Linked DNA regions of Homo sapiens: region 1 is linked to region 2. Evidence: chromatin loops called from intact Hi-C (ENCODE). Cell type or tissue: heart left ventricle. All regions are shown on one strand. Each heading gives the region's core, and the rest is flanking DNA. Links, peaks and the distances in the headings are about the cores only.

Evidence for each region. A loop is a pair of places that touch in the nucleus more often than their neighbours do. Peaks named below come from ENCODE experiments on the same cell type or tissue, not always from the same donor. Only the 100,000 strongest peaks of a DNase experiment are listed, where the experiment ranks them.
Region 1: a loop joins it to region 2, with 7 times the contacts of the local background. A loop is called at or near these places in 17 of 110 quality-filtered maps.

The regions. Positions count from the first base shown.
Region 1 is chr11:96,462,205-96,466,605 of GRCh38, forward strand. The region is part of intron 1 of JRKL-AS1 (JRKL antisense RNA 1); the gene reads right to left. Among named protein-coding and RNA genes, the nearest start is that of JRKL-AS1, 42 kb to the right of the region's middle. In heart left ventricle, for the core only: CTCF peaks have their summits at 1,798 (motif pointing right) and 2,709 (motif pointing right); a DNase peak (open chromatin) is centred at 1,877; H3K4me3 peaks cover 813 bases; H3K27ac peaks cover 226 bases.
Region 2 is chr11:96,794,342-96,798,742 of GRCh38, forward strand. No RefSeq gene overlaps it. Among named protein-coding and RNA genes, the nearest start is that of LINC02737, 290 kb to the left of the region's middle. In heart left ventricle, for the core only: a CTCF peak has its summit at 2,478 (motif pointing left); no DNase peak of the experiment used is centred there; H3K27ac peaks cover 209 bases.

The DNA.
Region 1 (4,401 bases), core at 244-4,243, 330 kb before region 2:
GATATGGAGAATCTCAATCCAGATAATGTATGTGATCTCTGAGTCTAGCCATGCCTAATGTTGGTGCAACCCCGGATTTTCTAATTCTTGAGCTAATAAATTCTGAGTTTGAGTCTTGAGTTTTCAGGTACTTGCAACAGAAAGGATCCTTTAAAAATAATTAGTTTTTGATAAAAAGAAGGGTATTTTCTCCCCTCTTTCTTTCTTGAGTTTAGACATGATGCCTGGAGCTATATTAGTTGGATATCCACCTGGAGGCAAAAATCTTGAGGCAAAGGCTAACAGAAATGCTGACATATTTATCCTGACAGTTTAGAGCCATGGAAGTAATGCCAACCTCACTTTTTGTATTAGTTTACTGGAGATGTCATATAAAGTACTACAGATTAGGTGGTTTAAATGACAGAAATGTATTTTCTCGCAATGCTGGAAGCTAGAAGTCTGAGATCAAGTAATCAGCTCGGTCAGTTTCTTCTGACACCTCTTTTCTTGGCATGCAGGTGGCTGTCTTCGTGTGTTTTCCCATGCTCCTCCCTCTGAGTGTGTGTGTATCCAAATCTTCTTTTCTTTTAAGGATACCTGTCATATGGGATAAAGTCCCACCCTAATTACCTTATTTCAACTTTATGACCTTTATAAAGATAGGATTACCTTCTGAGGTACTGAGGATTAGGACTTCAACATATGAATTTTGAGGGAACATGATTCAGCCCATAACACTTTTATTACAGAAAGGCAACACGTACAGAAGTCATCATATTTCAGATTATTTTGTTAATATTTTAGAAGCTAAACAAATAGTTTAAACCCTGTTGGAAGTAGTTTATTTGAATTTCTATTTATGCAGATATATTTCTTTTGACTTACTAGGAGCTGGGCTATGATCTCATGCTTTGGTAATACATACAATTCTCGGAAGAAAAGGGTTTGTAGACAAAAGATGCTTTGCTCTTGAATTCAGGGACTATAGATTGTCTTTCTCCTTCATTTTACAAAAAAGGACCGTTTTTCCCCCCAGAACTCCAACGAATGAATTTAGGGCTTTAATAGCTTAGAGAGATCATGGGAGGAGGGAAAAAAAACCCAACAAAGTGGACTGGGGTTCATAAGGGCGTGATCCCAGGCATACAGAAGGAAGTTTGACCAAGAGGATTAATAATAGCTCCTGCCATTACCAGAGTACTGTCTAACTCCTGGAAGCCAAAAAGTAGCCCTCTTACCCTTTCTCTCCAAGACTAGATCACTTTACTCTATCCTAAAACTTGAGCTGATAATTGCAAATGTTAACGTTTTCAACTACACAGGGGAGGCATTGCCTTTTTGGGAGCTTAGCGAGAACTTCAGCAGACTTTCTATATCTCCCCAGGGGGTGGAAAACCTGCACAAGTTGGATTCCAGGCCTGTTAAGTTAAAAAAAAAAAAAAAAAAGAAAGAAAGAAAAAAGAAAAAAAAAAGAAAAAGAAAAAGAAATTTATCTAAGTGCCGAGAAGAAAAGTCAGGTTTTAAAATATTGTCCATGACTTGTTTTCTAATAGCTTCTAATTTCTCATGGAGGCAATCGTATTTGAAATGAGATTTGAGTAAAAAGGAAAAGCATGGTATTTGCAAACTATTCATCCATATACAATAAAGCTTTAATGATTTTTTCCTTCCACGATTTTAGCATAAAGTCTGATCCTATGGTCTTTACATAGGTTGAGCTTTTACATTTTTAAAATGGTATTTCAGCTTGATTAGGAACTCCAAGGGGAGAGGGCTGATCCAGACTAGAATCCAGACAGCTTGTTCACCCACTGTATTTTGCCCAGTAGAGGGCACTTGGAACTCACACATAAATTGCAGTGGCATCAGTGGTAGCGGCGGCAGCAGCAGCACTTAAGATATCCATTTTCATTGCCATGGTGATTCTTTTTTTTTTTTTTGAGACCGAGTTTCTCTCTTGTTGCCCCAGGCTAGAGTGCAATGGCGCGATCTCGGCTCACTGCAACCTCCATCTACCAGGTTCAAACAATTCTCCTGCCTCAACCTCCCAAGTAGCTGGGATTACAGGCACCCGCCACCACGCCCAGCTAATTTTTTGTATTTTTAGTAGAGACGGGGTTTCACCATGTTGGCCAGGCTGGTCGTGCACTCCTGACCTCAGGTGATCTGCCTGCCTCGGTCCCCCAAAGTGCTGGGATTACAGGCGTGAGCCACAGCGCCCGGCCGCCATGGAGATTCTTAATTAACAGATAACATCAGGTTTTCATTGACACTGGTAAAATGAGGTGACTGTGACCTTGAATAATAAAATCTGTAATCATTTTGGAAATATCAGGAGTTGGAAACTACTTAGATATTTCTTCTTGGTGATTGTGCTGACCTGTAATCAATACAAACAAAATCTAAATTGCAAATTATTCTTCAAGCTACATCCCCGGGGTAAAAATTTTATTTCTTTTTAAAAATAAAATTGAATATATACTTGTGACAGCTTTAGGATAAGAAAGTAATAGACATATAACATCTATTATTCTTACGTGAGGAGAATTGAATTGCTTAATACTTTTAAGTATCAAATAAACAAGTTTCAGGCACAGGAAAAAGGAGTCTTAGAATGTTGAGATTCAACATTTTCCCCTTCGTCCGCAGAGTACAGCTTAAGCAGCAAAATGAGGAAAACGACATTCTCTCTCTGTTCTGTTTACAAGTCAAAAGCTTTGATTTACCACTAGAGGGCACTCATTACCCTGTTATCTTTCTGAGGCCTTTAGCTCAGCAGGGCTCCCATTCAAACGGAATCTCTGCATTTACTAACATTTGTGAATTATTTAGGAATAATTAGAAACACCCCATAATTCTGGACAGATTTTTTTCTTTCTAATGCTTCTTCTGATTGTGACGAAAAGTCCTTGACTGCATCAAATGTAAACTAGAGGGACTTAGCAAATTCAGATTGCTTTTGCAACCATACATAAAATGTACTTTACTATCATACATTTTTAATTTTTATAAAGCAAAGTAAAAATTTAAGAACACTTATGCTTCTCTTTTTATGTTTTTCTTTTATAGAAGCAATTCTGGATATTAATCACTTTGGAACGACATCTTTGTGATGTTTCACAGCATAAAATCAACTGCTACATTGGTTTCTTATAGTTTCTTTGCAGAATGATGAAAAAAATAATTAATCTCGTGAAAATCCTTCTAATTGCACCAGTTTTCTGGTGTTGCGTAGTATATCTCCAACTCTAAAATTTTATTACTCAGGTCTTTCAGTACAGCATGTGGTCAGGTTGTATTATTATTTGCAAATATTTACTCCACCTTTTTCCCAATGGGAGGAAAATTACCCATGCCATCATGCTGAGCTTGGTCAATGGAATGTGAGAAGAATAACGATGCCAATTTCAAGGAAAGACCTTAAATATGATTTAAGAATAAAGGCATTAGCCTCTTGCCTTTCCCTTTTGCCATGAGAATGCATGTGTTATGAGAATGCATGAGTGGCTGCCTGTCAGCCTGGGTCCCTGAATGTGAAGCTCTATGGAACAGAGCCAAGGTTTTCAGAGCCAAGTGACACTCGCTGGCATGTTACTTGGGCAAGAAACCTGTTTACTGTTGTAAGCCACTAGAGTTTTAGGGTTGCTTTTTGTGCAGCAAACTGACTCATATAGAAATTGATATGACGAGTGGGGAACTACTTTATGAAAATAAAAATGGTGTCACAATTGCTTCAGGATAAAGCAGTAGGTGGTAAGAAAACTGTAAAGGAAATTGAAAAAAAGTGGTGATCGATGTAATATAGTTTTTCTGCAATGGTGATAAGTTTGGAGGCAGAGAGTATACCTCATGAAATTGTAGCTTTGGCTGGCGGGGTATTTAAAAGGAATATTTCTAGTGTGAGTTGGTTATTAGCTACATTTGATAAGATATTTTTAAAAGGAAATAAATACAGAAAATAACTGGCCTGTTTGTAGGAAGGAGTGAAATAGAAAACACAGAGTCCCAAATTTTGGGATTTCAGAGTTGAAAAGTGAAACTGTTTTCAATCATCAATTGATAAAAAATAAAATTAAGAAATGTTTTGAGCCAAAAACACTGATTAAGACATAGGTACAGCTAAAATTAGGGGTGTGGCCACAAATCCTAAGGGCACAGTTCTGCCATAACTAGATAAGCACACAATATCTTTAATTAAGTCTAAAGAAAAACATACATCTACAAAATAATTGTGGTAGCAGCTACTGGCACACAGAAATGTAATCACATAGATAAATAGCTATATCTTTGAAAGAGTTGTACTGCCAAAAGCACTGTCATCTTCAATTCAAAGAGACTGTAACTGTTTGAGATGATTTGTGCCCCAATTTTCTTGGGCAAGAGGCAGGCTGAGAAAGCTGCTCCTTCCCCTAGAATGGC
Region 2 (4,401 bases), core at 284-4,283:
ACTCCTCCTGCTGGCTCACCCCAGAGCTGACTTAGTTCTGTCTCCTTTGCTAAGCCTGCCTTTGATTCTGTGAATACCGCTTAAGACAATCAGAGTTGGTATCTTTTGCTCATCAGCAGGAACTGTGATAAATGCCATTAGGATTTTAAAATCATGTCTACATGGTGCCAGCTGGACATATATTAAATTGTCTGAATAAAAATGACCAATGGTTTTACAACATTGGCATTTAGTCAATAGTGAATTTATTCAACGTATACTTATCATGCAATTATGTGCTAGTAATTTTACCACACTATTAAACTGGATTGAAATAGCAACCAAAATACTGCCTTAAGTATATTTAGTACTGTTGATTATGTAAAGTGCTTCTGTGTCAGAAACGACTCATAATAAAATAGTATTAATATTGCTACCTCAACTTGTAGTGTTAACCTATTAAGTTTTAAAAGTCTAAGATGCAGCAGCTGGGGAGAACATTTAAAATCACATCATTGGCTAAGTTGTGATGCCTACGATGTTTGTGTAGTGGTAGAGACTTTTAAAGGTCATACTTAAACCGGAAATCCTTCTTCTGCAAAGAGTCCTCAATCCAGTTAGTCCCTACTGATTCTTCTTCCTTATTTTTCCATAATTTTACTTCTTTTCTTTACTCTCAATGCCAACACTTTGGTTTAGAAGTTCATTATGTTTCGCTTTATTACGGTTGTCTTTAAACTGGTTTTAAAACTCCAGGTTTCTTCCTGCACAGCTAATCCTTCCTACTGCACAGAGTGCAATTACTAGAATCATACATGAAATTATCATTTCTTTCTTTAGAATTATTCAGTAACAATTTATCATTTCAAGATAAAGCTTTAAATTATTTTTATAATGTGCAAGATGATATACAAGTTAGTTCCTGCTTATTTCTTTTTCCTTCTTGACAGATACCTTTTGTGCCACTAAATTTTATGTGGTTTCTTTAGAAGATACCATGTCTCTCTTGCCACATGTCATCTTGTGTTTGTTGTTTCCTGCAAGTGAACTGACCTTCTCTATTTCTTGGCCTGCCTAAACCTTTTCCTTAAGATTCAGCTCAGTCATCTCTTATGTGAAATCTTGCAGTTGCATTAAGTGCTTCCAGAGCAACCAGTCTGTTTAGCAAGCTTTTTATTATTATCTGCTTGATTTTCTCATGCTAGACTTTGGGTTCAAGAAGGCATACTCTCCTGATTTATAAATTTCCGGTGTCTAACATGAGATCCAACATACTTCAGGTGCTCAATAACATTGGTTGATTGAATGCATTCATGAATGAATGATAGAATTTCATACTCATTAGCTTACTGAAAATTTACAAGATGTTCTATGGGGTGTGATTTCTGTATTATTATAATAACAGTTTTGTATAAATTAAGAATGCATTCACATATAGTAGCTCATCCAATGCTAATAGGAGACTTTGATTATGGATAAACTAGGTATTGTCATTTCAATTTTATAAATGAGAAAATAGAATTTAGTAAATTTAAGTAAATGTATCCAAAGCAACAGAACTAATGGAAGAAAGATATGGATGAAAATATGAGGTTTTTTGATGCCCAAATAAATATTTTATATTTTTTTCTACTTCTCCTTTACCCTTGCTTCTCTACTGCAATGTAGCTTCAACTTAGTACATTTCACATTTAGAGGACTATAAGATTCAAAACATTCTAGAAATAGCAAGTGATCCTTCTTGAAGAGTACTAATAAAGCAGCTACGTTATGTGGCATTAAATGCAAGACAGTGTTTCTAGCTGTGATACCTTGGACTAATTATTGTAACAAAGTTTTTATCCAGTGCCTCCAGAAATAAAAAATCTTAGATTCAATCTTGGAAGAAATTTTTGAATTTCAACTCAAGCCTCTAATCCTTGACTGACCTTTACAGAAAAATAAAACTACCTTCTCTCACATTTAAAATTAAATAGAGATTCTTAAAAAAAAAAAAAAAAGCTGTGGCTACACCTGTTTTCTTTAATGGTGTAATTACTTTTTAAATTTAACCTTTTAAAAATTTGGTACTTACTCAGATATCATCACATAAAGAAAAAGGAAGTTATATTGCATAAATATTACCAACTAAAAACTATGCATAAACACACACACACACGCACACACATGCACACACACATACATTCTGTAGTGTAGAATACTTTTACATGTATTTTCAGTTTCATGAGTGGAAAACTTGGGCTTCTGTCTCTTTATTTTACATGAATGTCCAAGCCTTTTATAGTTTATAAAGACAGATTTCTGATTCTCACTTGGCCATAATTGTATAGAAATCACCAGCAAGTTTTAAATAGTTCCGTCATTACTTTAAATATTTTTATTATTTGAGGGCTTATTTTACTGTTACTAAAATATAGCTAATTTACAACAATGAGAAGAGCATGGATTTGGAGTGGGATAAATTATATTTAAATTCTGACTATGCCATCTACTGGCACTAACATTGGACAGTGCAATTAATCTTTCTGAGATTGCATTTATTTACCTGTAAAATAGACTCCTAGTTTCCTCCCTAGATAATTCAACCCTTGTAGAGTAAGCTTCTTGATAACATAGGCTAGGTTGTGTCTACCAGTCTGTCCTTCATACCAAGAATGCCGTTAAATTGTTATGAGGATCCAGTGGAATACTGCATTGCAAACTGAAATAATTTACAAATCTAAGTTGTTGTTCTTGTGATGATATCTACATCAGCCCCTCAGGATACTTGGGGAATGGTTCCAGGACCCCTAAGTATACCCAAATCTGCTTATACTCAAGTCCCTCAGTCAGCCCTGTGAAATCTACGTATATGAAAAGTTAGCCCTTCATGTGTGGAAGTTTTGCATCCCACAAATACATATTTTCGATCCACGTTCGGTTGAAAAAAATTCTCATATAGTTGGACCTTTCAGTTCACAACCATGTTGTTCAAGAGCCAAGAGTATTTCCATTAGTTGGAGGAGAAAGAAGAATTTGTAAATTCAAGACACCAAAAATATAGTACTTGGTATTTATAAAAGGACTTTCAAGATTTAAAAAAAAGACTTACAATATTTCTCTGTGATTAACATCCTTCTATATGTCTTCTGCACATGGGCAGAAATTGCTGCAAATTAAAGCCAGAAATGGGAGTTTTGCTACATCATTAATGTAACTGGGTCTTAGGGTAAGTGTACTTTTCATTATGCTTAAGGTTGCCAAATTGGTCTTTAAAATTCTTAGATTATTTCACACTTCCACCACAATGTATAAGAATTTTCTTTACCTAACCTCCTCACAATAACGGATATATTCAGATTTTACTTTTTGCTCTTTGTATGGGTATGAAGTGGCATCTAATTTATGCACTTAACAAAAAGTAATTGAACACCTATTTTATTAGTCAATTCCAGCTGCTATAACAAATTACCACCGACTGGGTGGGTTCTTAATGAGAGACCTTTTCCTCGTGATGTTCTCACAAGGCCTTTCCTTGGTGCATGGAGAAACAGGAGGAGAGAGATCGATATGGAAGCCTCACTTTCATGACCTCATCTAAACCTAATCACTTCCCAAAAGCCCCCACCCCCAAGTACCATCTATTAAGTATTAGGGCTCAACATATGAATTTTGGGAGGACATAAACATTCAGCACATAAAACCTACTATGTCTCAAACGTTATGCTAGATATGGGAGATAAAGCACTTTCTTTTCTTTTCTTTTCTTTTCTTTTTTTTTTTTTTTTTTAAGATGGAGTCTCAATCTGTCGCCCAGGCTGGAGTGCTGTGCCACAATCTGGGCTCATTGCAAGCTCCACCTCCCGGGTTCACGCCATTCTCCCACCTCAGCTTCCGGAGTAGCTGGGACTACCTGCGCCCGCCACCACGCCCAGCTAATTTTTTGTATTTTTAGTAGAGACGGGGTTTCACCGTGTTAGCCAGGATGGTGTCGATCTCCAGGCGTGAGCAACCGCGCCCGGCTGATAAAGCACTTTCTAAAACATCTGTTTCTATGAAATTCGTATTCTAGTGGAAGTAGCTAAAAATAAACAAAGAGATGTATAAATACAAAGCAGAGTAAGAGCATAGCGCCTATAGAACTGGGATGCTATTTTATATGGGATAGTCAGGCAAATCCACTCTGATGAGCTGATATTTGTGCAGAGGCTCCAACTGAGCATGCCCCATCAATGTCCCCTCAGCAATTACCATTTATGTACTTCTGGCACCTTCTTACTGCAACTAGGACTCTCTGAGTGTGAGCATTATCTTGTTGCAAGAGTGTGCTTGGTCTACATATGGGTTATACCAGAAGTGTTGTGGTGATAACATCCCCAGAAATAGCCTTCAAGTAATGCTGGCTGAGGTTAGTGGATAATGTCCCCAGTTTCTTTGTTCCAC